Linked DNA regions of Homo sapiens: region 2 is linked to region 1. A link is an interaction called in ENCODE POLR2A ChIA-PET data of the cell type or tissue named here. Cell type or tissue: OCI-LY7. All regions are shown on one strand. Each heading gives the region's core, and the rest is flanking DNA. Links, peaks and the distances in the headings are about the cores only. Region 1 overlaps LOC107984361 (a long non-coding RNA gene). Region 2 overlaps LOC107984361 (a long non-coding RNA gene).

Evidence for each region. ChIA-PET counts read pairs that join two places held together with the same protein. Peaks named below come from ENCODE experiments on the same cell type or tissue, not always from the same donor. Only the 100,000 strongest peaks of a DNase experiment are listed, where the experiment ranks them.
Region 2: POLR2A ChIA-PET joins it to region 1 with 7 read pairs; 2 of 35 experiments call an interaction of 5 or more read pairs at or near these places.

The regions. Positions count from the first base shown.
Region 1 is chr11:87,427,756-87,443,138 of GRCh38, reverse strand. The region is part of intron 2 of LOC107984361 (a long non-coding RNA gene); the gene reads right to left. Among named protein-coding and RNA genes, the nearest start is that of LINC02711, 280 kb to the left of the region's middle. In OCI-LY7, for the core only: no CTCF peak of the experiment used is centred there; no DNase peak of the experiment used is centred there; H3K27ac peaks cover 259 bases.
Region 2 is chr11:87,375,837-87,391,219 of GRCh38, reverse strand. The region is part of intron 2 of LOC107984361 (a long non-coding RNA gene); the gene reads right to left. Among named protein-coding and RNA genes, the nearest start is that of LINC02711, 340 kb to the left of the region's middle. In OCI-LY7, for the core only: no CTCF peak of the experiment used is centred there; no DNase peak of the experiment used is centred there.

The DNA of each region.
Region 1 (15,383 bases), core at 4,543-8,542:
TGGCTATAGCTCTACTCCATATGTTTTCTTCTTTCTTGAGCCTAGATTGAAGGAGAAAATCTATCTGGGACATGTCATTCTTGCGTGGTGGGGAAAGGAGCAATGACAGAAACATGTGATATCTCTCAATGATTCTGTTCAGCATACATGCCTTCTACCCACATTTTGCTGCCCAAAGAAAATCACAAAGTCGAGCCTAATGCTGATGGGACACAGAAGTGGAACATTCTCACAGGAAATATAGCAAATAATTGGAAACAGTAATACAATTTACTATACTTGGAATGCCTTGCTCATATTCACTGCTGAGGAGTTTGTGGTGCTTCCTAAAAGCAATACTCCCTTTTCTTTCCTTTATGTGTTGTCAACACCAAAAACCACGATTTCCTCCATTTTTACCCCACCTCAGAAGCCCACCCAGTCCTGTGTGTTGGTCTTTTCCCTCCCCTTTGTAATCTGGGAGAGATAGTCTAGAAGCAGAATGAATGATCACTGGTACCTGCAAGGGTTCCCTAAAACTTAATCATGGCAGAAGTACCTTATTGATTTTATGAAAAGTTATTGGGTTTAAAAAAGCAGGATAAGATTTCTTAGAATTTTTGAGCTAGGAGGAATTATAATTTTAAAAATTATCTTAATTTTGTAAATTTTAAAAAAATGCTATAAGGGCCGGAGAGGTATATTTATTTGCCAGTGCTCACAAAGCTAGAGAATGATAAGGCAAAGACTACAACTCAGATTTTTAAAAATCAGGCCTTTTTCATCACCCCAAGTCACCTAACCTGTTGCAGACAAACTTTAGCAAAGGTTTTGCCTTTATCTCTCATAATGTGCTGTGAAGAAGAGGAAATGTGGCCCAGATGATAGTACACTTGAGTGGAATTGTACCTTGTTGAAAGAATATACCCAGAGTACTGATTAATGTGTCCATACCCATTTCAAGGAGGTCTCTAGGAGTACACTAAAGGAATACTAAGTCTTATCTTAGCCAATAATTTTTATTAATTACTGTGTCACAAACATAAAGATCACACTGTGATAGTCACTGGCCCTGTTCATGAACTATCCTTGAACACCTGATAGAATTGCAATTTCTGATCTCCATGTGGTTGGTGAGGCCATGAAACTAATTCCAGCTAAGCAAAAAAAAGTGATGTGTTACTTCCAGCCTGGAGCATCTAATTGCTAGTGTAAGACCTTCCAGAGTCTTCTTCCTTCTGCCATGTTTACCAACAACATTGCAGGTGAAGATTTCACTCGGCCTGACCCCTGCAGGGAAGAGACAAGAAGCAGAGTCCCAGCCAATCCATAATGGACATATGACGTAAGCAAGAAACAACCCTTTGGATTTTATTAACCACTAGGATCCAGGACTTGATTATCTTTCAATACAGTGGAGCCTATCCTGACTGACTCTCATACTAACAAATATCTAATATTTTTAAAAGTTTAGAAAGATAATCACTATAATGGAAGACCAATTCAGGGTTAAAAAGTATTGTTGCAAATAGGTATTAATGGCTAAATGTGCCTAACAAAATAGACCTTGAAAATGCCAATGTAATTTCCTATACTTAAATTTCAGAAATCAATAGCAATTCATAAGTGAAAAGGTCTGTGACCTATAAGCTCAACAGGAATCAATATTGTACTTTGGATAACAAAAATTCTAAACTCACTGGTAAGCTGCATTCATAAAAATGTAGTATTTAGAAATCAAGGAAATTAATAGTCCTGTATGCCACAGAGAACACACCGAAAGCACCAGCTTCAGTGAATGAGGGAATAGCCAATGGAGAATACCAAGATGCTAGGGGAACTTGAACTATGACAGATAAGGAGTTGTTAAAGGATCTGAGATGAGTGGCCTAAAAAAGAAGAGACTTAGCAAGGACATAATGTTTTCTTTAAATATCTGGAGATCAGCACTGTCCTGGGTTACAGGAAAATAAAATAAAATAAAATAAATATCTAGAGAGCTGTAATGAGTGAGAAAGTTTGATTCTGTTTTACATCAAGGCCTGGAACAAAGAGTCACAGGACAAAGCTATAAGTAAGAGGCAGGCCCTGGGAAGCCTCCTTTAACCTCCATAGAGAAGTCTCTCTTGATCCTCTAGATAAGCTTGGCCTTTGTTGAAACAAAGATCACACTGAATTTGTCTATATGAAGATGGCAGAAAACTGTGAGGTTCTTCAGGGAAAGAATACATTATTTATCTATATTCCAATATTCAGTACACATTCAGTATTTACAGAATGAAGTTCAATCAGAATAAATGTTCAAACAAACAGACCCCTACAGTAGTGGAAACAGCACAAATGTCCATTGTTTAGGGAATTCATCCAGTGAGGCCAGGGCTGGAGGAGATGACCTTCTAATAGTTGTTCTAATTCTGCTTCTAGCCTTCTGCAATTCAGCTAAGTCTTTCCTGGAGTCTGGCATTTAAAGCCCACCTCCAACTCATGTGCTCTGAACACATGGATAATTCGAGCTGTTTTTCATTCTGTTTCCAAACTCTGGTGTGCAGTCACTTACAGAGTATGGCAGACTTCCCAAGTCATCTGGAATGGGCCATGGGATTAAAACAAACATCTGGAAAAAGGAGGCAACATTGTACAGATCAGTGAAGAGCTGGCCCATCTCAAATGAACAAAATGTTGTGGGTGAAAGAAGATTTCCAGTCACAGTCAAATAGAGTAGCAATAGACTCCTAGAATCAGAAAATATTTTTGGATCGGCCAAGTTTCAGCACCTCAAATTAAATCAGCGGGAACTCTATTTCAAATTCAAGATTTGCCTTTTAATGTAAAATCTGCAGAGAGAGAAATTTAGTTATCAAAGGAAACAGTTCTATTTTAGCACCATATTTTAGATTGTTGTAAAGTGACATGTAGTTGAAAATATCTCAGGCATGACAGGATAAAATTGTTTTAATAAAATGTCCATCTGGGCTTCTGGTTTAAAATGATGGCTTGAAACCATATGTTTGTCACTGTTCCCTTCCTCCAAAACTTTTTAAAATGATGTTACAAGAATTCAAAAGTATAAATCTACAAGGGCAATGAATGGGAAAGAGACAAGAACAAGAGATAGGGATCAACAAATTTTTGGAAGACAGAGAGTAGAAGAAGGCATTCGTGGGCCTGAGAAAGCTGAATACCAGATACTGCAGAAAAGCATGCCAAGAAGAGATAGCCCATTCATGCTGCACAGCTCTGGAGAGGCTGGCAGATGGAGGGGTCTGCTTCCACCACAGGTGAGTGTGAGTTGGGGGGTTAATCAAAATCTCTGTAGCAAGCAATGTAATCCCAGGTCCCACCCCTATTCCTGAAGCCAACTACCTCTCCCACTCAGGAAAAAACTGGAGGATTATGACGTGAAAAACTGACATGGAGCAGCTGCTAATGTGGGGTTAGTAGGTATCATGAAAGAGGGCTATGCTGAAAACAAGAAAATTAAGTGAAAGTTTACATATCAAAATATGAGATTGCCCATTCTGCTTGTATCAAACCAGCTCCAGGAATACTTGACAGTATGTTCTTCCAGGCAAGAGAACAGTTTTCTCGAGAAACTAAACTACCCGCTAAAATGCCTTATGGGCACAGATAGTTGAGTGTGTCCCAACAGAGAGGCCTGGTTCCCACCAAATTAATACATAGCATAATGCATGCACCTCCCATGGGTACTTAGGACTTCCAATTACCTGTTTAGGATACCATTCTTAACCATAAGTAGACTTCTAAGGACCACCAGACATTTGTGTAAAGTCTACAACATGAAAGAGACCAAAATAAACATTTTTTAAAGTAACACAACCCAGAAAAAAATAAAGGAAAAATACAGAAAAAAAAATTTCAGAAAACTATAATTGATATCCTCATATATCAAGGTAAAGAATAAAGTGCAATTTTATAAAAGAATTGTTGTAACAAAACATTTATAGAAAAAGATCGAACTCTAGTCAATTACAAGTACAACAGCAGAAACTACAAATTCAATAGGATGGTTGAAAGAGGAAGTTGGGGATAGTCTCTGGAAGGTGGACCAAGTGATGGAATATACGAAAAAAAAAAGAAAAGGCAATTAGAAGACCAATCCAGGAGATTCAACGTATAGTATTATAGAACCAGTAAAAGAAAAAGAGGTGGGAGGAAATTATATTAGAAATAACACTAGAAAATTTTCCACAGCAAAAAGATCTGAGTTTCTAAATTGAGTGTTACCACTCATTTCTTGGAAAAATTAATGGAAAAAGGCTTATTATTGTCACATTTGAGGACTTTGGGGATAAAGAGAAGACTCTAAAACCCACAAAAAAGAAAAACAGTAGTGATATACTAGAGACTAAGAATCAGTATTGTATTATTTAAGGCAACACTGGAAGCCAAAAATCAATGCAACAAAGCTTTCCCAATTCTGAGGGTTTTAACCCAAAGTCATAACCAGACACGTTGTCATTTAAGTGTAAGTATGTGGAAAATGCATTTTCATATAGGCAACTTTTAAAAAAAAAAGGCTTTCCTTAAATTCCTTTTCTGGGAACCACCACATGTTATTCTCCACCAAAGTGAGGAAATACATCAAGAATTTTTTAAAATAGGGTCTAGAAAACAGGAGAGCTAACACAGGAAAGGGATAAAGGGAAGTCCCAAGATGACAGCTGTGCAGTGGGTCCTGGAGAGCCACCAGTCCAGACTGTATCAGAAAGACAATTCCAGAAAGAAGGTTTCCAGGAAAAATAAAAACAAAAACAGAAAAACAGACTGGTAGAATACCTGGTGAGTTTGACTATGAGGCAGATAAAAATACTAAAGTGGATTTTTTAATTAAGCCAAAGAAGATTTTTTTAAAACAAAATAGGAACATAAAAATGTAAGTAAAAGACAAAAAAAAAAAAACCCTGCAATTAACAATTCCAGAGGAATTGATCAAGTGTATTACTTGTCTCAGCATAAAAAAAAAAAAAAAAAAAAACACTCCATTGGAACAGCTCACACAGTTGCTTGAAAGATCCATGTCATTTCCCTTCTTAAAACACATCAGTGAATCCCCATGTCTTTCCAGGCACTCAGAGTTTTATGAACCTAAATAAATTCCATCACTTTTCAATGAGTAATCTAAATTCCAGAGAGGTGACCTGACTTGGCCAAGTGTTTTAATCAAGTGAGGCATAAGCCTGAAAGAACTCAGGTTTCTGTCTTCTAATTTACTTCCCCTTCCACTGCCAGCCCAGGTGACAGAAACACCATCTCCTGTTTTTATTTTTGAAATCACAATAGTATACAATTCCCCATTGGAACATACATTCAATTCCAAGAGCTATTTACTTATTCAGCTATCCCCTACCTGTTAAAAATAGAACACAGGATTATTTCTTTGATATTGTTCTTTCACAACCTACAAAGAGATAAGGACCTGGAATGAGCTACCATGAAACGCTCACTGACCCAGGGGAGGCTCTGGCCAAATGAGCTACCATGAAATGCTCACTGACCCAGGGGAGGCTCTGGCCAATCTCTGCCGTGTTGCAGCACCTATCCTCCCACAATCCTGGTAAAACAAGGCATGAAGCAATGGGCAGTTTTAAGATAGATAATGGGGACAAGTGGGACCATAACCTCAGTGCTCATGACTTAAGGCTGCTTCAATCCAGCTACTGTTGCAGTAGATCCAGGAACACTGCCTTTCTTTCTTGGCATCTATTCGAACATTCACCAAATCTCTATGGGTGTCTGCTCTGGTGAGGCAATGGGCCCGCCTTCAGTATACAGTGGTGAGAAAGATAGATAGCCCTTCACAAAGGCTAAGGTCAAGAATCTAGTGAAAGTTGACAGAGTTCACATGCAAATGTGGAGGGTATTGGGTCAGAACCCGCCTCATATACATCAACACATACCCCATATCACAACCACAGCCTGCCTGACAAACCTTAGCCCTAATATTTTGAATCATCCAAAACAGAATGGGCTGCTGCCTTGGGGGTATCAAGTTCCCTGTCATTGAAGGTTGATTGATCACAGGCAGAGGAGTCAAAATGCAAGTGTGACTTTAGATGGTAAGGCCTGCCCTTTCCCCATTTTCGATGCCTGATGAAATCCTACTCCTCCATCAGGAGCAGGTTCAAGTGTCCTGTCCTGACACTTCTCAGCAGTGTTCGACATCCACACTCTGGGTTGCTGTGGCTCTCTGATCTGTTCACTACTGTTTCCCTCGTGCTGTTTCTTGACAGGAGCTGGCCCATAATTTTTTGTTTACAAATCTATTTCTTCACTAGAGAGAGAGGATGGTTTTTTTCCTATCAGCAAATGCCTGGTGCATTGGAGGTGCTCAAGCTGTGTTTGGTGAAGGAATAAAGCCAACCTTATTCCTCTCTATTCTACAACTGGACCATCCTTGAATAGTCTGCTTCCACGCCCTCAAACACAGCAAGGTCGATCCCACCTCCTAATCTCGGCTTGTGCTGTTTCCTGCCTGGAATGCCCTCATCTCTCATTATCTCAACAAACATTTTTGAATGCCTACTGTGTGCCAGACATTGTGCCAAGGATTGGCAAAACACTTCCCTCCTCTCCTATAGCTTAGAGCAAAGGCATGTAAAAGAGCAGATAATTATAAATTGGCATAATGAGTAGTGATATGATAAGTAAGCACAGGGTGTTGTGGGATCCCAGAGATACCCCCAGCCCTAACTCACGAGGTTGAAAAAGCCTCACCAGAGGAGGTGGCATTGTTGCTGCACCCTGAAGGTGTAGTTAGGGTCAGCCAGGTCAAGGAAGTGAAAAGAGAGTCTTGGGTGCACGCCCTTCCTGTCACCCTTCCTACCTGTCCCACTTCAAGGCCCACCTTCTCCAGGAAGCCAACCCCAGCTTCCCCAGTAGTTTTGGCCCTCACTGAGCACTCTCCATTGTACTCCTACATCCACGTGCTCTATAACTGTGGTTCCAGTAAGGAATTGATACAGTTGGCTGTCTGAGAATTCTTCAAGAAAGCTTGCTAAAAAAAAGAAAAACAAGAACAAAACACAGGTTTCTCAGTCTATTCCCAAATATACTGATTTAATTAGAATCTGTACTTTCCATGGGCTCCCCAGGTGAGTCTCCTGTCCAAACAAGTGTGGGAATTACGACCATACACCATTCCTTCCCACATACGCTACACCAAGCTATGTTTATTTTCTAGTGAGATGTTAATGCCATTTTCTCGCCTCTGTTTTTGATCTCAAAGCTGACATCAATTGTCTGTTATATCTACTGTCAATCCTGTTTCTAGCACAAAACTGTCATCAAAATAGGTACTCAATAAATATTTAAAGTCAGTGAAGAAAAGATATGCATGAAAGTCAGAAAGAATACTGCTGGGTATGATGGCTCCCGCCTGTAATCCCAGCAGTTTGGGAGGCCAGGGCAGGTGGATCACCTGAGGTAAGGAGTTCGAGACCAGCCTGGCCAACATGCCAAAACCCCGTCTCTACTAAAAATACAAAAGTTAGCCAGGCGTGGTGATGAGCACCTGTAATCCCAGCTACTTAGGAGGCTGAGGCAGGAGAATCATTTGAACCTGGGAGGTGGAGGTTGCAGTGAGCTGAGATTGCACCACTGCACGCCAGCCTGGGTGACAGAGCAAGACTGCATCTCGGAAAAAAAATAAAAAGTAAGAAAGACTAGAAAAAGATAGACATTTGGCCTTCAGGACTAAAATTTGTACTATGTCATTGAATAATTCTGATACATGGCATTTATACAGCACTTTACAACTTATAAAATGTCTTCCCAAATGTTATTGCAGTTGATCCAACTATCCCTTGGGGTGAGTAGGCAGGGCTATTACTACTATCATAACCACTCTAATTTATAAATTAGCTAACCTAATTAGCAAACTGAGGCTTTGAGGTGTTAAGAAATTTGCCCAAGTAAGAGAGGTTCAAAACCAAGTTTTAAAAATCCGGAAAGCTCCCTCTCATTTCTTTCTCATCTCACCACTTTTTCAAAGGATTTCTGTTAAGTACAGTAAATATGTTGTTTTCTTAGTTTAGATAAAGAGCAAAAATATTGGAGGTGGAAATAAATCTCATGTAAGAAATATACTTGTCTGTGAGATAGCCAGTGATGAATTTGTGGGTACCAGGGAATCATTCCAGTCTAGCCATAGGAAGATAAATGTTTGCATTTGGCAGGGGAAAAAAAGGATGATGATGGCAAATAAAGGCCCAGGAGTCTGCAGATTTTGTCATTGCCTTCCATGACATGATATCTGCAGTGATTAATGAAAACTTTTTGCACAGTGATATTTAATCTCTGAGTTAGGGGTGTTAGATGTAAACATTCAAGCAGTGGACAAAATTTCTCACCAAAAATGAGATCTGGGGACACAGGCCCTGGTTCACAGAGAGTGTGCAAATGGGAGAAATTTAGATAGCACAACAAGATCACTGAGGAACTTGCACAACTATTCCTCAATTTACCCAACTGTTAATTCTGGTAGGATTTTCCCTCAGGGAGGATGGGGCTAATTTTTCAACTTCCTGCACAATATGCTCACCCTGAAAGATGATGCAACCATGGACTGGATGGTTCTAAACTGGGGTTTTCAACAATGTGGGGTCATATGCTGTGAAAGGGAGACTTTCAGATATCATCACAAGCTTGCTCAATCATTTTCATACAGAAGAAATATGACAGTACTTGGGAACTGTGATTCCGTCAGAATCTAGGAGACTCACAACTTCAGTCAAGTTAGCAAGCTTTTACATACTTCAGAAGCTTGGGGCCTCCTCTCTTCTCCTTCAACAATGTTTCACCAAACATAAATCAGAGCTGTCTCTCACCCTCTGCATTCACAACAAAGCACACGCTTACCAGGCCACACAGGCCAGTCCTGAGACCATCCTAGGTTCCTCCCTCCTCCTCCTAAGCATCAACTCAACAGTAGACTGTGTCAGCCAGCCCTCTTCTCTTCATCCTCAGGCTATAGTCCTAGCTTTTACTTCAGGCTTTTTGGGGGAAGAGTGGGAGGGGAATAGTGATGACCATTGTCACAACTTCCTGAATAGTTTTCCTCCTTTCAGGTTTTTCTCTCCATTTCTTTCTCTACCTTCCTGCTTGAGTCATCGTGCTAAAGGAGACATGACCAGGTCACTTCTTTGCGTAAGAACTATCAGGAGCTCTGTTAGTGTGAGAGAGAGAGAATCCCAAGTTGCTTGCATGCCCTTCTAGTCCTTCACAGTCTGAGCCCAGGCTACCTGTCCCCTCCATCTGTCATTTGCCCTCTTGCCCCCTCCTTTGACACTCCCTGTCCCTCTGGGCTTATTCACCATCCCTTCTATCCATATCACACTTGTCGAGGCTCCAGGCATTTATTCCTAATGCATAGACCCATGACCCAGAAATTTACTTTGCCTGAGATACAGTTACAGTACATTTCCCAGCCTCCTTTGTGACTGGGAGATGGAGGAACTCCTGAGTTCTGGCTTGAGGAATGTAAGTACTAATTTGTGCCATTTCCAGAACTGGTCCATAAAAACCTTCCATATGTGATTCTCCATACTCTTTCCCCCAAGCTAAAGTCTGTGAAAAACAGATATTAAAAAACTTAAGTGCATAAAAGCTTAGAAAAAGAGAGAGATTTTAGGCTATGTGGTTATATTTACTGCATTTGAGAAATGCAAATAAGTATCTCAGGCTATTTTGATTACCGGACTGTGATCTTTTATCTGCTACCTACTGTGAGATTAGACCATATGCATAATAGTTTCTAAATGATGTCAAGTCATTCTTCAAACCTTTAGTGGAAAACGACTATGTGTCAGGCACTGGGCTTTGTGCTGAGAAAACAAAGTTGTATATCACACAGGCCCTGCCAGCAAGATGCTTAAATGATAATGGGAGGGGCAGGGAAGTCACCAAAAATAACAACTTAGTGCAATGTGTGCTCTTGTAAAAGTGGGAGGCAGAGACGAGGGAACCCATGCTCCTTTCATTCTGTGGCTCAGCCATCTTCACAGGGGTGGTAGGAAAGACACGAAAGGAACAAAGGTCTAGGATAAAAATTCACAGAGAATAACACAAGATAGAGATAAATAGGGTAGATGTAAATACTCCCTACAGGAGTCAAGAAGAAAAGTAAGTATTGGCCTGGAAAAAAAGGGAGAGGTGGAAAAAGATGACAAAGAAAACAGTACATAAAGCCCCACACCAAGAGGAAGGATGGTGCATTGTGGAATCTGCAAGTACAATAGAAGCTCTTCCAAAGAGCTTTGCTTCACTGACTGATTGCCCTTTGCGTTCTTCAACCAGCACTCTTTATTCCCTGTAGAAACTGACTGATACCCATAGCACTCAGATGGGCCCAGGGCTAGTAGGTTACTCTCTAGTGTCAAAGATAAAGCCAGACACAAGTTAAAGTGAGGACAGATTTTAAGTAGTAATAACTATTCCAACAGAGAAAACAGTCTAGCTGGAACTGCACTGAGCTCCAATTTATAAAGAGCTGATTGGTCATTTTAAAGCAAGAATGAGAGAATGGGGAGTGAGGTGAGCAGGAGCTGAGTGGAGTTAGGGAAGCGAAAACTTACAACGAAGGATAAGTCAGTCAGTGTGTTTCTACAGGGAATAAAGAGCACCAGTTGAAGAACACAAAGAACAATCAGTTAGTTAAGCAAAGGTCTGTGGAAGAGCTTCTACTGTACTTGCAGATTCCGCAATGCACCATCTTCCTCTTGATCTGGGGCTTTGTGTACTGCTTTCTTTCTCTTCTCTCCACCTCTCCCTTTTTTCCAGGCCAATACTTATTTTTCTTCATGACTCATTTGGGGAGCATTTGCATCTACCCTATTTACCGCATCTGTTTTATTTATGTGTGATCAGGCCAGCCGTGTCTGCTAGCTGGCAATTACCAAAGTTAGGATTCCATCCTCCCACAGAAATTGGAAGACAGAGGCCCCGTCCTTAGATGTTGGCTGAAACAAACAGTACATTTTTTTTGGCAGCCTTAAGTTTTCTTCGGCAGGCACTTTGAGCTGTTAGTAATGATGTTAGTGTTTGTTCAAGTCTGTATAGAACAAGGTTGAGGCCTAGTGGAGAAGAGAGCTCAAAGGAGCCTGGCTAGAGTTTGGTCAAAGACAGAGTCTTTGTCACTAGTCCGTCTGCTCACCTTGTGTCCCGGAATTGAGTGGTATAACACACAACAAAGACTGAGAGCTAAGGGAGCTTGATCATTGTCACTCGAACCTGTTGTTTTGCAGACAAGGAAGCTCCTCCTTCCTATTACTTGGTGAACCCTTATCCGACCTTTACATCTCAGTGTAGACATTGCCACTTCCTTCAGAATGCCTTCCTTGACTCCCACCAAATTAGGATGGAATCTCCTGGTGTGCATGCCCATAGTGCCTGAACCTCCCTAATTTTCTACATTTTGTCTGCATGCTGACCTCGCCATTAGATTTGAAGTTTCCAAGAACGGTACTGTTAGTCCTGCTCACAGCTGCAGCCCCAGCACTTAGGACAGCAGCTGCCACTTGAAAGGCACCCAGGGAACACTAGCTGCATGACTTGGCAGCAACTGGCTCAAGTCACCCAGGGAAACTGGCACTTAGGACTCAGTGGGTGAGGTTGAGTCACAGCCTACCTTTCTATCCAATGGAAGGGCTCCTGGCTCCCTCTGCCACAGTGACAAAGTCCTAACAGGACCCTCTGTCTGTCCAGAGATCCCAAGGTGTCCCACACAGGCCTTTCTTAGGGTGACAGTCCTGTCCCCAGGTCTCTATCCCCAGCATCCCCAAGGTCCATATCTCACAATCTCAAGAATCCAAGAAACAAATGTGTGGAGGGCTCCAATAACTGATAACAAAAATGTTGCCATCCAGGAATATTTCCATGAAGAAAGAAAAGTTGTAGAGATATGATATGGTATTTTCATCAATCTCTATGCTCAGTTCTTCAGTGTTTACTGTCATGCATGGCCTTGACCACTTTAAAGTTATTTTGTAGACTGTTCATGTTTGCCTGAGGTTTCCTCATTATTGTATTTAGAACATACTTTCTTTTTTTCACGAATACCAGAGAAATGATGTCTGTCCTTCTCAGTGGATCATTTCAGGAAATACACAATGTTGGCAATTGTTTAACTTGTTATGCTTATCATGATGTATATGTTTTCACTTCTTTTCACCCAGGGCAGGATGACAGGCTTCTCCCACGGGGCAGCTCCAGCACAGCACCGTGGCTGCCCAAAGCAGGGCAATGAACAGGACCATGCAGCCCTGTGAATACTTGGTGGGAAAGAGGCCAGTACTGTCTGCCTTAAGTGCAGGTCACCAGAAAGGTGGTACTGGCATTATGAATCTGCTGTGCCTACGTAAGTCAGTCTTGATAAGAAACCTAAGGGCTAGCTAGATGAGGAAATGGTGTTCAACTGTCACACACTATACCTGAGGATGTCAAAGGCAGAGACCCAGATTGGGGTGGTTGAAGTTGAGTAGAAAGCAGTGATAGAGAGCCAAGCGTGGGGGTGGGTAACTGTAACCTCAGCTACTCAGAAGGTTGTCGCGGAAGGATCACTTGAAGCCCAGGAGTTTGTGTTCAGCCTGGACAACATAATGAGACTCTGTCTCTAAAAATAAATAAATGTATTTTTATTTAAAAAGAGAAAGTAGTAACTGATTTATGCACTTGACAAAGAGGGCACCCTTAGGTAAGGAGATGTTTTTAGATTTCACTTCACATTCACGAAAGCCTTTTTTCAGAGGCAAATTTCATGAACAAGGATAAATCACCTTCCATATCCTTGCTACGAATAGGAAAAGAATTTTTTCCATTTTAAGGAAATGTATGATTTTAATTAAAATGAGAAGATTTGAGTGAGTTGCTAAGAAACAAGACCCTATCTGTAGCCATAGGAGCTTATACCATTAACATCTGGCTATAGATGGGTTTCCTTGGAAACAATTCCTAGGCATTCTTAAGCGTTAACACTGAGCAAGAATAAAGCCTTCTTAATAGGTGGAGACGAGGACCATAAAAAAAGATTTCTAATTGAGCAAATTGACCAACTATAAAAGCAAGCTATGCCAGCAAAAAATGATACTCAAATACAATAACCTCTTTTCAATCTGTTTTCTGCTCTGTTCTATTCTGTTCTCTTAGATAAAAGTAGTACATTTTCATGGGGAAAGAATTCAGATAGTGAGGAAGAGAATGAAGTTAAACATAGAGTTGTCCTTTTCTTCCTCCACCCTTCTGATTATTCCTCAGAATTAGCTACTATTAACTGCTTCATAGATGTCCTTTGAGACATTTTCTATGTTGACACAAGCATGTATATAATATCTCTATTTTAAACAAATGAAAAATTGTAAATCTTGTTCACAGACATGCCATTTTTTCCCTCTCTCTCACAATATGTCTTAGAGATCCTTCCATGTCAGGACATAAAGATCTATTTCATTCTCCTTGACACCTAGTTTGGACAAAGTTAAAAGAAAATCTATATAACCCATTCTCTGAATTGGCTTAGAGGGTTTCCATTCTTTGGCTATCACAAAGAAGCCTGCAATGAATATCCCTGTGGATATCTTTGCAGACCTTTTTAGGTCTATCTTTAGGGTAAATTCCTAAAAATAAAAATAGTTAAGTCAAATTTCATATGCATATTTTTATCACTATTGCCAAAATTACCCTCCAAATATATCACACCAATTCATTCTCCCACCATCAGCATAGAAGGCTTCCTATTTCTGGCCCATACTCCCGTCCCTAAGTAACACTGGGTATCATGAAACCTAAAAGTCTTCATCAATCCAGTAGGATAGAATGATATCTCATTTTTACATTTTGCATTTCTTTTATTTGGAAGGACATTACGTGTTTTCTCATGTTTGTCCATTTACATTTCTCTTTTAATTGATTACCTGTTTGTGGCCTTTGCCCACTATACTATTATCTTTTTCTTATTTGTGCCTAAGCACTCTTTGCTTACTAAGGAAATTAGCTGTTTATGAATCTGAATATTTAATTGCTTTTGCTTTTTTTCTTTAAACAAAGATGTCAGTTCTGCCAGTATCACAGGGTTGTCTCAGCCTTGGTTAAGATAATATATATGGGTTTGTCGCAGTGGCTCACACCTGTAATCTCAGCACTTTGAGAGGCCAAAGCCAGTGGATCACTTGAAGCCAGGAGTTCAAGACCAGCCTGGTCAACATGGCAAAACCCCATCTCTACTAAAAATACAACAATTAGCCGGGTGTGGTGGCATGCATCTGTAATCCCAGCTATCCAGGAGGCTGAAGCACGAGAATTGTTTGAAGCTGGGAGGCAGAAGTTTCAGTGAGCCAAGATGGCACCACTGCATTCCTGCCTGAGAAACAGAGTGAGAGTCTGTCTCAAAAAAAAAAAAAAAAAAAAAAAGGTACATATGAAAGTGTCTTTATTGATGCAAAATCCTAACTAATGAACTAATGTATATTGTTTTTTATTACATTCTTATTATCAAAGCAGGAGAGTCTGGTAGAGAAATTATATACTTTGGAATCTGAAGAATCCAGCTCAAATTCTGGCTCTGCCACTATTTGCTGAAGAGAAGAGTGACTTAGTGGCCCTTATTAATAGCCTCCTATATCTGTGCCTTTTCCCCTATAACCCTTAGTCCCCTCCCACTCTGACTCTGGCCTCAGCAATGTGATTTGCATTGACTAATCGGGCAGTAGCAAGCTTGAAGCAGAGACTTGAAAAAGTATTCATGTTTCTGCTTCTTCCATTGCTTCTCTGACATTGCTGTGAGAACATGTTTAAGTCAGCCTGAAAAGACCATGTAGACAGAGCTGCACTACCTCTGCCAAGTCTCCAGCCTTGTGAGACATCCCAGCAGAGATCAGAAAGCCATTCAGCTACCAATAAACTCATGAGCAGTACCAAGTCACTGATTTAGGGAGTGGGTATTGTCTCATGCGGCAATAGCTAACTGACATTATCTATGAGATTAACCTCATTGCATCTCAGTTTTCAAATTTATGAATGTTGAAGATAATACCACATTTATAGAACTATTTTGGGCAATAAAATAACACTAATACCTGGAATGATAACAGCCCAATCCTTACTATCAGCAAGGAAACTCAACTACAGGTAAGGTTTGGGAATGTCAGCAGTTGTTTCTGCAGCCCCATAATATAAAGCAATTGTTACAGTATATGTTTATCTTTAAGATCATCTGCCAAAATTTCCAGGTCTGCCAAAAATTACTACCCATCCTTACACAAGTCACTTAACCTCTCTGGGTTTCCTACAGCCCCCTCCATCTTCTGCAACTTTCCTATCTGGCACATTTCCTTGGCTCTTAGACTCAATCTGGGTTTGAAAAGGTTTCTCTTCACATGAACACGTATGTTTAT
Region 2 (15,383 bases), core at 6,302-10,301, 54 kb after region 1:
CATTCTGTTATCTGATTTTACTTATTTCTTTTCTAGTACTAGCATTGGGGTTAGTTTGTTCTTGTTTTTCTTGTTCCTCTAGATATGATATCAGATTGTTAATTTGAGATCTTTCTAACTTTTTGTGGGAAGCATCTAACATTATAACCTTTCCTTTAACATTTCTTTTGCTACATACCAGAGAATTTGGTATGTTGTGCACCTATTTTCATTTATTTCAAATAATTTTTTTATTTCTACCTCAATTTTATTGCTTACCCAAAAGTCATTCAGAAGAAAGTTGTTTAATTTCCTTGTAATTGTATGGTTGTGAGAGAGCTTCTGTGTGTTACTTTATATTTTTATTCCATGGTAATTGGAGAGTATGGTTGATATGATTTCAAATTTTTTAAATTCATTGAGACTTGGTTTATGGCAAAGTGTGTGGTCAATCTTGGAGTATGTTCTGTGTGGAGATGAGAAGAATGTATATTTCTTGGTTGATGGGTGGAGTATTCTGTAGATGTCTATTAGGTCCAATTGATCAAGTGTTGAGTTTAAGTTCAGAATGTCATTGTTAGTTTTCTGCCTCAGTGATCTGTCTAATGCTGTCAGTATGGTATTAAAGTTCTCCACTATTATTGTGTAGCTGTCTAAGCCTTTTTGTAGGTCTAGAAGTACTTGTATTATAAATCTGGGATCCAATGTTGGGTGTGTATATATTTAGGACAGTTATGTGTTCTTCTTAAATTGTACCCTTTATCGTTATATAATGGCCTTCTTTGTCCTTGAAATCTTACTGTACTTGGTTTAAAGTATGTTTTATCTGATATAAGAATAGTGATTCCTGCTCTTTTTTGTTTTCTGTTTGCATAGTAGATGTTTCTCCAACACTTTACTTTGAGCATATGCATATTGTTACATGCAAGATGGGTCTCTTGGAGAAAGTAGACAGATTGGTCTTGTTTTTTTACCCAACTCACCCTTCTGTACCTTTTAAGTGGGGTGTTTAGACCATTGACACTCAAGTTTAATATTGATATGTGAGGTTTTGATCCTATCATGAAGTTGTTATCTGGTTGCTTTGTAGTTTCCATTGTGTAGCTGCTTTATAGGATCTGTGGGCTATGTACTTGAGTATGTTTTTGTGGTAGCAGGTATCATTCTTTTGTTTCCACGTTTGTTGCATGGAACTCCCTTATGGATATCTTGTAAGGGTGGTCTAGTGGTAGCAAATTCCCTATGCAGTTGCTTGTCTGGAAAAGATATTATTTCTCCTTTGCTTATATAGCTTCGTTTGAGGAGATAGGAAATTTTTCTTTATACTTTAAGTTCTGGGGTACATATGCTCAACGTGCAGGTTTGATACATAAGTATACATGTGCCATGTTGGTTTGCTGCACTCATCAACTCATCATTTACATTAAGTATTTCTCCTAATGCTATCCCTCCCCCAGTCCCCCACCCCCTGACATGCCCCAGTGTGTGATCTTCCCCACCTTGTGTCCAAGTGATCTCATTGTTCAATTCCCACCTATGAGTGAGAACATGCGGTGTTTGGTTTTCTGTCCTTGTGATAGTTTGCTGAAAATGATGGTTTCCAGCTTCATCCATGTCCCTGCAAACGACATGGACTCATATATATATATATATTTTTTTTTTTTTTTTTTTTTTTTTTTGGAGACGGAGTCTTGCTCTGTCACCCAGGCTGGAGTGCAGTGGCACGATCTCAGCTCACTGCAAGCTCCACCTGCTGGGTTCACGCCATTCTCCTGCCTCAGCCTCTGGAGTAACTGGGACCACAGGTGCCCACCACCACGCCCGACTAATTCTTTGTATTTTTAGTAGAGACGAGGTTTCACCGAGTTAGACCAGGATGGTCTCGATCTCCTGACCTTGTGATCCACCCACCTCAGCCTCTCAAAGTGCTGGGATTACAGGCGTGAGCCATGGCGCCTGGCCAATCTCATCTTTTTTATGGCTGCATAGTATTCCATGGTGTATTTGTGCCACATTTTCTTAATCCAGTCTATCATTGATGGACATTTGGGTTGGTTCCACATCTTTGCTATTGTGAATAGTGCCACAATAAACATACATGTGAATGTGCCTTTATATTAGCATGATTTATAATCCTTTGGGTATATACCCAGTAATGGGATTGCTGGGTCAAATGGTAATTCTTGTTCTAGATCCTTGAGGAATTGCCACACTCTCTTCCACAATGTTTGAACTAATTTACACTCCCACCAACAGTGTAAAAGCGTTCCTACTTCTCCACATCCTCTCCAGCATCTGTTGTTTCCTGACTTTTTAATGACTGCCATTCTAACTGGCATGAGATAGTATCTCACTGTGGTTTTGATTTGCATTTCTCTGATGACCAGTGATGATGAGCATTTTTTCATGTGTCTTTTGGCTGCATAGATGTCTTCTTCTGAGAATTGTCTGTTCATATCTTTTGCCCACTTTTTGATGGGGTTGCTTTTTCTTGTATATTTGTTTGAGTTCTCTGTAGATTCTGGATATTAGCCCTTTGTCAGATGGGTAGATTGCAAAAATTTTCTCCCATTCTGTAGGTTGCCTGTTCACTCTGATGGTAGTTTCTTTTGCTGTGCAGAAGCTCTTTAGTTTAATTAGACCCCATTTGTCTATTTTGGCTTCTGTTGCCATTGCTTTTGGTGTTTCAGACATGAAGTCCTTGCCCATGCCTATGTCCTGAATGGTATTGCGTAGGTTTTCTTCTATGGTTTTTATGGTTTTAGGTCTAACATTTAAGTCTTTAACCCATCCTGAATTAATTTTTGTATAAGGTGTAAGGAAGGGATCCAGTTTCAGTTTCTGCATATGGCTAGCCAGTTTTCCCAGTACCATTTATTAATGGCCCCCACTCTTTTCTGGCTTGTAGGGTTTCTGCTGAGAGATCCACTGTTAGTCTGATGGGCTTCCCTTTGCAGGTAACTCGACCTTTCTCTCTGGCTGCTCTTAACATTTTTTCCTTCATTTCAACCTTGGTGAATCTGACGATTATGTGTCTTGGGGTTGCTCTTCTTAGGAGTATCTTTGTGGTGTTCTCTGTATTTCCTGAATTTGCCTGTTGTCCTGCCTTGCTAGGTTGGGGAAGTTCTCCCAGATAATGTCCTGAAAAGTGTTTTCCAACTTGGTTCCATTCTCCCCATCACTTTCAGGTACACGAATCAAACATAGATTTGGTCTTTTCATATAGTCCCATATTTCTTGGAGGCATTGTTCATTTCTTTTTAGTCTTTTTTCTGTAACCTTGTTTTCTCACTTTATTTCATCAATTTGATCTTCAATCACTGATATGCTTTCTTCCACTTGATCAAATTGGCTATTGAAGCTTGTGCATGCGTCATGAAGTTTTTGTGCCATGGTTTTCAGCTCCATCAGGTCATTTAAGGTCTTCTCTACACTGTTTATTCTAGTGAGCCATTTGTCTAACCGTTTTTCACGGTTTTAACTTCCTTGCAATGAATTCGAACATCCTCCTTTAGCTCAGAGAAGTTTGTTATGACCAATCTTCTAAAGCCTACTTCTGTCAACTCGTCAAAGTCATTCTCTATCCAGCTTTGTTCCGTTGCTGGTGAGGAGCTGCAATCCTTTGGAGAAGAAGAGGCACTCTGATTTTTAGAATTTTCAGCGCTTCTGCTCTTGTTTCTCCCCATCTTTGTGGTTTTATCCACCTTTGGTCTTTAATGTTGGTGACCTACAGATGGGGTTTTGGTGTAGATGACCTTTTGGTGATGTTGATGCTATTCATTTCTGTTTGTTAGTTTTCCTTCTAACAGTCAGGTCCCTCAGCTGCAGGTCTGTTGGAATTTGCTGGAGTTCTACTCCAGACCCTGTTTGCCTGGGTATCACCAGTGGAGGCTGCAGAACAGCAAATATTGCAGAACAGCAAATATTGCTGCCTGATCCTTCCTCTGGAAGCTTCGTCCCAGAGGGGCAGCTGCCTATATGAGGTGTTTGTCGACCCCTACTGGGAGGTGTCTCCCAGTTCCATTTCACGGGCATCAGGGACCCACTTGAGGAGGCAGTCTGTCCATTCTCAGAGCTCAAACGCCATGCTGGGAGAACCACTTCTCTCTTCAGAGCTGTCAGACAGGGATGTTTAAGTCTGCAGAAGTTGTCTGCTGCCTTTTGTTCAGCTATGCCCTGCCCACAGAGGTGGAGTCCAGAGGCAGTAGGCCTTGTTGAGCTGCAGTGGGCTCCACCCAGTTCAAGCTTCCCGGCTGCTTTGTTTACCTACTCAAGCCTCAGCAATAGCAGAAGCCCCTCCCCCAGCCAGGCTGCCATCTAGCAGATGGATCTCAGACTGTTGCACTAGCAGTGAGCAAGGCTCCGTGGGCATGGGAGCCACCAAGCCAGGCACAGGAGAGAATCACCTTGTTTGCCAGTTGCTAAGACCTTGGGAAGAGCACAGTATTTGAGCAGGAGTGTCCTGTTTTTCCAGGTAGTCTGTCATGGCTTCCCTTGGCTAGGAAAGGGAAATCGCCTGACCTCTTGCACTTCCCAGGTGAGGCGATGCCCCGCCCTGCTTCGGCTCACCCTCTGTGGGCTGTACCCACTGTCCAACCAGTCCCAATGAGATTAATCAGGTACTTCAGTTGGAAATGCAGAAATCACCCTTCTTCTGCATCAATCCTGCTGGGAGCTGCAGACCGGAGCTGTTCCTATACGGCCATCTTGGAACAACCCGAGATAAGAAATTTTTGGTTGAAATTTATTTTTTTTAAGAATGCTAAAAATAGGCCCCTAATTTCTTCTGGCTTGTAAAGTTTCTGCTGAGAAGTCCACTGTTAGCCTGATAGGGTTCCCTTTGCACATGATCTGACCTATTTCTCTAGCTGCCTTCAAGATTTTTTCTTTAGCATTGACCTTGGACAGTCTGGTGACTATATGCCCTGGTGGAGTTAGTTTTGTATAGTTTCTCCCAGGTGTTCTCTAGATTTCTTGTACCTGGATGTCTACCTCTCTAGCAAGATTAGAAAATTTTTCTTGAATTATTCCCTCAATATGTTTTCCAAGTTGTTTACTTTTCCTCCTTCTTTCTCAGGAATGCCAGTAATTCATAGCTTTTGGTTGCTTTACATAATACCATGTATCTTGAAGAATTTGGTTGGTTGTTTTAATTCCTTTTTTTTTTTTTTTTTTTGGTCTGACTGGTTTAGTTTGAAAGACTGGTCTTCAAGCTCTGAAATTCTTTCCTCTGATTGATTCAGTCTATTGCTAAAGCTTTCAATTGTATTTCAAAATTCATTGAGTTTTTCAGTTCCAGAAGCTCTGGTTGATTTATTTTTAAGATGTCTCTTTCTTCATTTCCTGGATTGCTTAGCAGTTTCTTTGTGTTGATATTCAACTTTGCCTTGGATCTCATAGACCTTCCTTGCAATCCGTGCTTTGAATTCTTTATCTGTAGTTTCTGAATTTCCATTTTGGTTAGGGACCCTTGCTGGACCAATTAGTGTGATCTTTTTGTGTTGTCTCCACATTCAGATTTTTCATGGTGCCAGAATTCCTGTGCTGGTTCCTTATCATCTGGAGAGACTTGCACTTCTAATTTTTGTAGTTATTTTTATATAGGTAGATTTTTTTCTTTTTCTTTCTTTCCCTATTATGTTTCCCTTCCTTTTTCTTTTCCCCCCATTCCCTAGGGAATGTGACTGTAGAGAATGCTGGATACAGTCTTTTGGCTTTGCTTCAATAGCCGTAAGCACTCTTTTTTAGTGGGTTTTATATTGGGCTGTGCTGTTTGACCTACAAGCCAGTAGAAGGTACTTATAAGTAAGTAATCTGTGGCCAACATGGCTGGGTATATACATGATCCTTGTTTACTGGCAGAAGCTGTTTCCTTAGTCAATGGGCTGATTCATGGAAGGCACAGTGGTCTGAGCTCCATGTTCAGCCACTGGTGGGTGGGGGCCACGATGGGCAGGGCTGGACTGGGGGGTCCACCTACAGATCCCTGATGGCAGGCATGAGCATCAGTGCCAAGGGAGAATCCAGCAGGCAGCCACCAAGTACCCAGAGGAGTGCCTAGGCATGGAGCTGGGAAGCTTACTTAGCTCTTCAAGTTCTCTGCATGGGGATGGGAGAGGGCCTAAACTCCTAATCTGGGAAAGTAGGTGCTCCAGATGCTTGGAGATCTATTTGAGCGTGGAGCAGAGAGAGCCCCCACTACACCAAGATGTCTGCACAGGAGGGGTGGGGTGACTCAGACTAACAGGGTGGGCAAGCAGGTGCTCTGAATACCTGGAGATCTGCCTGGGCATACATCAGAGAAAGCTCAGGTGCACCATGATCTATATCCAGGAAGGGTGGGGTAGCTCAGGCTGCTGAATAGACAAAATGCTCCAAATACCTAGAGATCTGCTTAAGCATGAAGCAGAGTGGGCGTCCCTGCACCAGGAACTCTGCCCAAGAAGGGTAGGGTGGGTCAAGCTGCTGATCTAGGTGAGAAGATGCTCTGAATGCCTGGATGTGGAGCAGAGAGAGCCCTAATTCACCATGATCTATGTCCATGGAGATTGAGGCAGCTTACACTGCTGGCCTAGGGAAGTGGGTGCTACAAATGCCTGGATTTCTGCCTGGGGGTGGAGCACAGAGGGCTCTACTGCACCACAATCTCAGGGGAGCAGGCTGAGGGTGCCCAGCAATGGCACACACAGACCGGTTCCAAGTTTCCAAGCTGTCCCTAGCTGCAAGTCTCACCTCTCAGGAGAAACTGCTGCTGTAGTATTTCTCTGCCACCTCTACGCTTGCAATGAGGGACAGCATAATTCTAATGCCTAATGCTGAAATGCCTTCCTCAGTTCTGGCTGTGGGAGCTCCTATTCCACTTCAGAGTGGGTGCTCCAATCTCTGGCCTGAGAATATATTGTTTGTGTGGCCATGCTGCTGGGTAGCCAAAGAATGGCTGACTTTTTATGTGCCCAGGTTAAAAACGGCATCCTTATCTCAGTCCTGGCTCTGGGACTGTGTCTGCAGCTTTTCCCTATCTTTCCATCACAGCATATTCAAGCCTCTCCCTGTTAGTTACAGGGCTTGGGAGAAACATAGTGCTGTATCTCAGCCGGAATTGCTCAGTATCACTGAGCAATTTGGTATCACCACCAAATGGTTTTGCTCTGCATCCTCCCCACCCAAATCTCATATCGAATTTTAATTCCCCGTGTTGAGGAGGGAACCTGATAGGAGGTGACTGGATCATGGAGGTGGATTTCCCTTCTTTTGTTCTTATGACAGTGAGTTCTCATGAGATCTGGTTATTTAAAAGTATGTAGTAGGGCTGGGTGTGGTGGCTCATGCCTGTAATCCTAGCACTTTGGGAAGCTGAGGCAGGCAGATCACTTGAGGTCAGGAGTTCAAGACCAGCCTGGCCAACAGGGTGAAACCCTGTCTCTACTATATGTACAAAAATATTAGCCAAGCATGGTGGCACATGCCTGTAGTCCCAGCTACCAGGGTGGCTGAGGCAGGAGAATTGCTTGAACCTGGAAGGCAGATGTTGCAGTGAGCCAAGACTGCACCACTGCACTGCAGCCTGGGTAATAGAGCAAGACTCTGTCTCAAGTAATAATAATAATAATAATAACTATGTAGCACTTTCCCCTTCACTCTCTCTCTCCTGCTCTACCATGGTATAAGACATGTTTGCTTCCTCTTTGCCTTCTGCCATGATTGTAAGTTTCCTGAGACCTCCCAGCCATGCTTCCTGTATAGCCTTTGGAACTGTGAGTCAATTACACCTCTTTTCTTCATAAATTACCCAGTCACGGGAGTTTGTTATAGCAGTATGAGAACAGAATACACTTGGATTCCCAGTGGAAAGGTCAGTCACAGGGGAAGGCTGTCTGCCTCTCTCATATACTTAGGCTTCAATCACCATTATCAGCCAGACACCATCACCAGAGCTGTTTGCTGGCATTCTCCTCCCTGGAATCAGTGATGTTCTTCATAATTCCACTGGATTCCCATTTTCCTTCTTGAATTAAAGCTCACGGAGTAGACCTTTATGAACTATCGTGCTATTTCCAAGTAGCTAAGGCATGCTAAAAGCTTCTAATCTGCCATCTTGGGGGAAAAAAAAACACCTGTCTTTTTTTTATATGAACGGGGCCTTAAACCAATCAAGTAGGTGTTGAAGAATTTTTTTTCTATAGAGGTATTTCAGATTACAAATAAAGAAGGAATGAGAGAATGTTACCTTTTTGCAAACTCCTTATAGGGATATAGGCTTATTAATTGCTATGGACAAAATTTCATCCCCCCATATTTTATGTATTGAAGCCCTGGATCCCAATGTGACTGTATTTGGAGATAGGGTCTCTCTCAATCCATTTTCTGCTGCTATAACAGGATGCTATAGACTAAGTAATTTATAAAGACAAGAGATGTTTTTGGCTCACAGTTCTGAAGGCTGAGAAGTCCAAGATTAACTAGCCACATCTGGTGAGGACTTTCTTGCTGTGTCATAACATGGTGGAAAGCATCACATGCTAGAGGCATGAGCACAAGACAGAAAAAGATAAAGGGGGGCAAATTCCCATGAAAACAGAATTAATCCATTCATGAGGGCAAATTCCTCATGATCTAATCACTTCTTAAAGTTCCATCTCTTAATACCATTACAACGGTAGTTAAATCTCAACATGAATTTTGGAAGGGACATTCAAACCATCAAAGGCCTTAATTACCTTAAGGAGGCAATTAAGATTAAATAAGGTCACAAGCATGGAACCCTAATCCAATAGGATGAGTGTCCTTATGAGAAGAGGAAGCGACACCACCAGAGCTCCGTCTTCACGCACACACAGAGAAAAGGCCATATGAGGGAACAATGAGAAAGTAGTCATCTAGAAGCCCGAAAGAGGTCTTACCAGAAACAAACTTTATTGGCACCTCGGTCTAAGACTCTGAACCTCTAGAACTGTGAGAAAATAAATTTCTGTTGTTTAAGCCACTCAGTCTTTGGTATTCTGTTTTAGTAGTCCAAGGAAGCTAATACATTGATATCAAAGGAGAGAACAGACACTATTTTTTTTTATGGACATATATACCACCACCTATGAGGTGATTTTATTTATAAAAAATTATGAATCTGAATCACATCAAGATTTAGTGCTAAGTACTAATTTCATAGAAATACATGGAAATGGAGAGACAGAGGAACATTTCATGATACCATGGGGAGCAATCAGCAAAACTCAGAGTAAGAAAAATTTCATAGGAGAAATGACTGTTTCATCAACAAATATATCTCAAGGAAATAATACAAAGAAGTAGAACCTATAAATTAAAAGATATTGAATAGATATATCATCTAAATGCAATATATAAACCTTCTTTAGATGCTGATCCAATCAAACTGTGTGTGTGTGTGCGTGTGTGTGTGTGTGTGTGTGTGTGTGTGTGTGTGTGTGAAGGGGTTGGGGGCAGAGAGAGAAAGAGAGAGAAATTTGAGCCCTGAGTGGATATTTCATGTTATTAAATAAATGTTTAGGTTTATCTTTTAAATTCTTGATAAGACAAGATATCTGGGATTTGCTTCAAAATAATCCTATTGTATGATAGGAGACGTAAGAAAGGGTGTAGATAAAACAACAGCAGTAGGGAATTAATGTAGAAATTATTAAAGGTTCAGGAGTTTTATTCTATTAGTCTCTCTATGGCCTGTGAATTTTTTACATTAAATGTTTAATTTAATTTCAACTCCGATTTACCAGCAAACTGAATATATCCCTGTTGCTCATATTTTGAAAGGATCCAATCAATATAGAATTGTTGTCAAGATTAAATGAAATTGCCTATGGAGAACAGGGAGTCTGGTGGCTAGAAAAGATAACAGAAAGTCCAGCTATGATGGCTAAAATATTATGTTTCAGGATTTCAGCTCACCTCAAAATATCCTGTGCAATTAATTCAAAAAATCCTGTATTGATTCTATGCAAATAACACAGACAAAATGGAATTCCTATACATTTAGCATATATTCAGAAATAAAATCTTAAGCACTGCATCTTTGGTTCCAAATGATTATTTAGTGTTTCCCTGCCTGGTGTCCAGCACATGAAGACTTCTTTAAGTCCCATCTACCCAATGCGTACTATACTTCCAAACTCAGCCCTGAATAATCCCAAGTAGCTCTTGACATTACTAACATTATTGCCTCTTTTTCTACACCATGCATACCTGCTATTGCCTTCTTCAAGTCCAACATACCCAGTTGCTCTCTCCATTTTGACCTTGTCTCCTCTCAGGGGTCATTTAATTTCTCCACCTAGGTTAAACTCCTCAGGACAGCCCTTCCAAGTCCTAAGGCATGGGTAGCCCTGCCACCAGTTTCTCCATGAGTTCCCATAGCAAAGATGATGCCCTTTCAAAGTGCCTCCTTCCTGTCTGTCCACCCTACCCTTGTCATCTCACTATCCAGCCTAGCTATTGTCAGAACTTTCAAATCATTCTCTCAGTATCTCTTACTACCTCTCTGCTGACACTTTACTTCCATTTTGCAATATACTTTGTCCAAATTTCACAAAAAGCAATGAATCCAGGATAACAGTAGCCTTATGTGGTCTCCCCAAGACTGATACCATGTTGCTGTTGACCTAGCTGCATTTTACTATTACTGGAAATCAACTAATTAGGCAATTTAGGGGGTATTTTGCATCCATTTTTTTCATTTTCACTAAGTAGGGTGACCTTGTAGAACTGCAACGGTTATTCCCCAAAGCAGGCCTAATGGCTGGCAATCTTAACGCTTGTTCAGTTTCCAAAAATGCTGGATTCCATATTCTCTTAAAAGAGAATAACCCAAACCTCTAATTCTCCACCATTGTCTATTCCAATTTTGCCAAAGAATTTAGAATGGTTTAGTGCCCAAATAGGATATATATACAGCATGGAAAGAACAGACAGATTACAATTAAATCTTTGATTAAATCACATCCCTTATTCTAGGCTTCAGTTTCATTACTGATAATATAATCTCTCTCTATTTTTTCTATTTTTTACTTGTACTTATTCCCTAAAATCCCAAGAGTCCTTTGAGGTCAGAGATTGTATTTTATTTTCTTTGTATCTCCTATGCCAAACACAGTTCTTTCAAATAGTAGCATTAGATTAATCTTAAATAAACAAATGAATGTCCAAGGTTCTGTGAAATTGTGACTTCCATAGAGATATCCAAAACACCTGACATCATCACCAGTTCTGCATAGCAGTAACAGCCAACCATTTATGATGAACATGAGCTACAGGCGCATTAAAAGCCTGCCCCAAATTGTGAGGTTCAGTTCTTGGCCACAATCCTGGAGAGGCAATAGTATGCAACGAGAAGTGTGCCAGAATCTGCTTCAATTCAAGGTACCACTGGAATCAGCATTATCTTGTGCAAGCTACTGGGCATAGGGAAATCACAGATTTTAGGGACAGGGGCCCTGAACACAAAGTTAGTTCCACTGGTCTCCCATTAAGAGTCTTTGTATGTAAGAAACAGAACTTACTTGAGCAACTTTAAGTAAAAGGTGATTTTTTTGAAGAGAGATATCAAAACAAACTCAAAGTCAGGGAGTGTAGACAGGTACCCAGAAAGCCTGGTTCCAGCAACTAAACACACATCACCCAAACGAGGCCACAGACTCATCCATTACTGAGTCCCTCACTCTCTGTAGCCACATGGTCTCTTACCCCCTCTTCTCTCTGCAAAGCAATTTTGTTGTTCCACATGTAAAGAGGCTAAATGGAGCTGCCAGATCCTATTATTGTCTTAGTGCTCAGTTCAGTTACCCATGGAGGCTGGCTCATGGTTCTCAAGTTCATTTCCAGTGTCCTGGAAGGTGGGGTTTGATTCTCCCCCACAGTCTGGACAGTGATCTCTGTCTACCCACTCAGCAGGGGCTGCAGTAATCTACTTTCTGAAGAGTGATGATTTTAACCAGGGACATGAAATGATCAGATTCCACTTCATAAGGCTCACACTGGCAGAGGTATAAAGGATACCCAAGGCCAAGAGAACAGTTCAGTGGGTGTTGCATTAACCAGAAAAGAAATGAGGAAAACTTAAAATCAGGAAATCTGCCAGGGAGACAATATGTAAATGAATTTGAGAACTATGAAAGAATTAGAATCACGAAATTCAATGTGGGAATGAGAAATGGAGATTTCTGATCTAGAGAGAGAGAGATGACACAACTAGTCACTGAACAAAAGAACTAAGCAGAATGGCAAGTTTGGGTGGCGTCGGGGATAGGACAGGAGTGAATAAATATATCATATTTCAACAAAGAACAACAATCTGAGTACAGATTCTTAATGATTTTTCAACTTTACAATGATGCAAAAGTGATATGAATTCAGTAGAAAGCATACTTCAAACTTACAATTTTGATCTTTTCCCATGCTAGTGATATGCAGTACAAGACTCTCTCACACTGCTGGATAGCAGCAGCAAGCCACGCTATTTTTCACTTTCAATACAGTATTCAATAAATTGCATGAAAAATTCAATACTTTTTTATAAAATAGGCCTTATGTTAGATAATTTTGCCCAACTGTAGGCTAATGTAAGTTTTCTGAGCGCATTTAAGGTAGGCTAGGCTGAGCTGTGATGCTTGGAAGGTTAGATTTTTTTTTCTTATTAACCAGAGGAAGTAGGTTAGGTAGGTATATTAAATACATTTTTGACTTAAAATATTTTGAATTGATGATGAGTTTATTGGGATGTAGCCCCATTTGTAAGTCAAGAAGCATCTGTATAAAGGTTAGATAGAAATACCAAAGGTAAAGTAGGGAAAACATGACTCAAAATGATCAGTTACAAACACATTTCTAATCATATTAGTAGAGGCAGGAGACAGAGAAATCCTAGGCAGTCAGGGATGGGTCACCAGCGTAACCCAACCTTCAAGCCAAAGACAGTCCCAAGTAAAACCTCAGATCAGAGTGAGAACTTCTTTCCTGTTTGCCCACTCTTTCCCAATTGGTTCTTTTTGAATAATGCCTTTCAACCAACTGAATGTTGCCTTTTCCAATACTACCTGTGGCCCGCCCTGCCACTATTCTGTGCCTATAAAGGCCCCAGACTCAGTGGGTAGACAGAGAGAGACGACCTGAGTTTGGGGAAGACAACCTGCTAGTCCCATTCCCTCTCCAGCTCTCCTCTCCATTAAGAGCTGTTTTCATTGCTCAGTAAAATTATCTGCCCTCACCATCCTTCAATTGTCAGTGTGACCTCATTCTTCTTGGACACCGGACAAAAGCTCAGGATCCACCAACTGAGGGTAACCAGAAAGGTTGTCACACTGGCCCTTTGCCCTCGCCAGCGGTGGGCAGCCACCCTACACAATGGGACCAGGGGCCAACTGAGCTGTTAACACACCGCCGTCCATAAGACTGTGGACAGCAGAACTAAAAGAGCTAATTAGCACACTAACACCCCCTCTGGGGTTTCAGGGTCATGGGCACCCTTGCCTGGGCGCCACTGTGTTCCTCTCAAGTGATACACCTGGTCTGGCCACGTGCCCTGCATGGAGCTTGTTCCTATGTCAGCACCCAGAGCGGCCAGCCCAATTCCACACTCCCTTGCTCATCTGCTCCCTCCTTCAAGGGGCTGAGCCAAGTAGACAGGGCACCCCTACTGGGAGTCCAGCAAAGGGGCTGAGAAAAATCCTGCATCAATATTACTTCCCAAATTAACACCCCTCAGTGGCTCTTCTTACTAAAAGATAAAAATCCAATCTATTATGCATGGACCCTAAAGCTCTTCATTATACAGCCTCTGGCTACTTCTCTACCCTAAGCTTCTGCCACAACAAGCAATAAAACTAACTACAGTTTCCTGGATGCACCACCTTCTCTTATTTCTTCTGTGCATTTAGACATCCTGTTTCCTCATCCTGGATATCCTCCCTCCCTCAGCTGCCTGGGCTTCTATTTGTTCTTCAAGACACAGTTCAAGACACCTTATCCATCCAAACCTACCTCACATACACTTTTCACTTGGTGATCTGTGTACTCCTTCATCTTGGTGCCTAGAAAATTGCTAAATTTCTGTTTCTAACATTGCGGCTTGTCTTGCCAGACTGTGAGCCCATGAATTCAGAAAATGTGTTTGCAACTCAGTATTGCAATGGCTACACATAGTAACACCTATCAAATGTTTGTAACTAGCTGGAACAATAGCACAGGCTCTGCAAAGATAACACACAGCCATGATAGCATTTTTCCCTAACAGTGTGAATCTCCTTTCTCTCTCTCAATCTCATTCTCTTCTTCTGCTTTCCCAGTATTGCACATTTCCTCTTGGAGTGGGGATAAGGGAAAATTCATTTCTGCTTCAGTCTTTGTGTCAAATGGGCATTTCCATGGCCTTTGGTAACCACCCACCATGGCCTTGGAATTAAAGTACCCATTGGCCTTATATAATTGTTCAGAAATAGATGGCAGACTCATTTTAAGTAAATTAAAATATATTCAGGGAGGAATCAAATCTACATAGGCTGAAAATAAATAAGGATGAAGAGAAAAATTCACAGTGGGACAGACCCAAAAAGAGTTGATTCATAGGTTTTAGAGAAAAGTTTAAAAGTTGGATGGACTCTTGGTCTATTTGGGCTGTTACAAGAGAATACCATAGACTGAGTGATTTATAAACAACAGAAATTATTTCTCACAGTTCTAGAGGCTGGGAAGTTCAAGATTAAGATACTGCCAGATTCAGTGTCTGGTGAAGGCTTATTTCCTGGTTCATAGATGATCATCTTCTCATTTTACCTCACATGATGGAAAAGGAAAGGGAGCTCTCTGAGGTCCCTTTTATAACGGCATGAATCCCATTTATGAGGACTTCACCTTCATGACTTATCACCTCCCGAAGACTCCACCTCCTGACACCCTCACATTAGGAATTAGGTTTCAACCTATTAATTTAGGGGGAACAAAAACTTTCAGACCACAGCAGTTAATACACCTAAATACACTCCTCATTTTTTCTCAAACCAGATTACAATAACATGGAAAGAATAGGAGGTGACAAAGTAAAAAAAGTGAGAGATACTGTTCTTTTGAGAACTTTGTAAACTAGATACTGAGAACCATAGGTGCAATCTTAAATCAGAGTGGAGTGAAAGTGGGGTGTGTGTGTGTGTGTGTGTGTGTGTGTGTATGTGTGTTAAAGATAAGATTTAACCCTATCTGTGGGTTTGAAGAGAAGAAAAGGGGAACTCAGAAAGGATACTGTTGAGACTGAACAGAGTGGGGCCAGGAGCCCAGGGGAGGGAAGGCCCTTCCTCCTCCCAGATGATGGCATCCCTACCCGATTTTCCAGCTCATCTCCCAACACTACCCCAACATATTCTCCTTCTAACCCCCTCCTACTCTCTCTG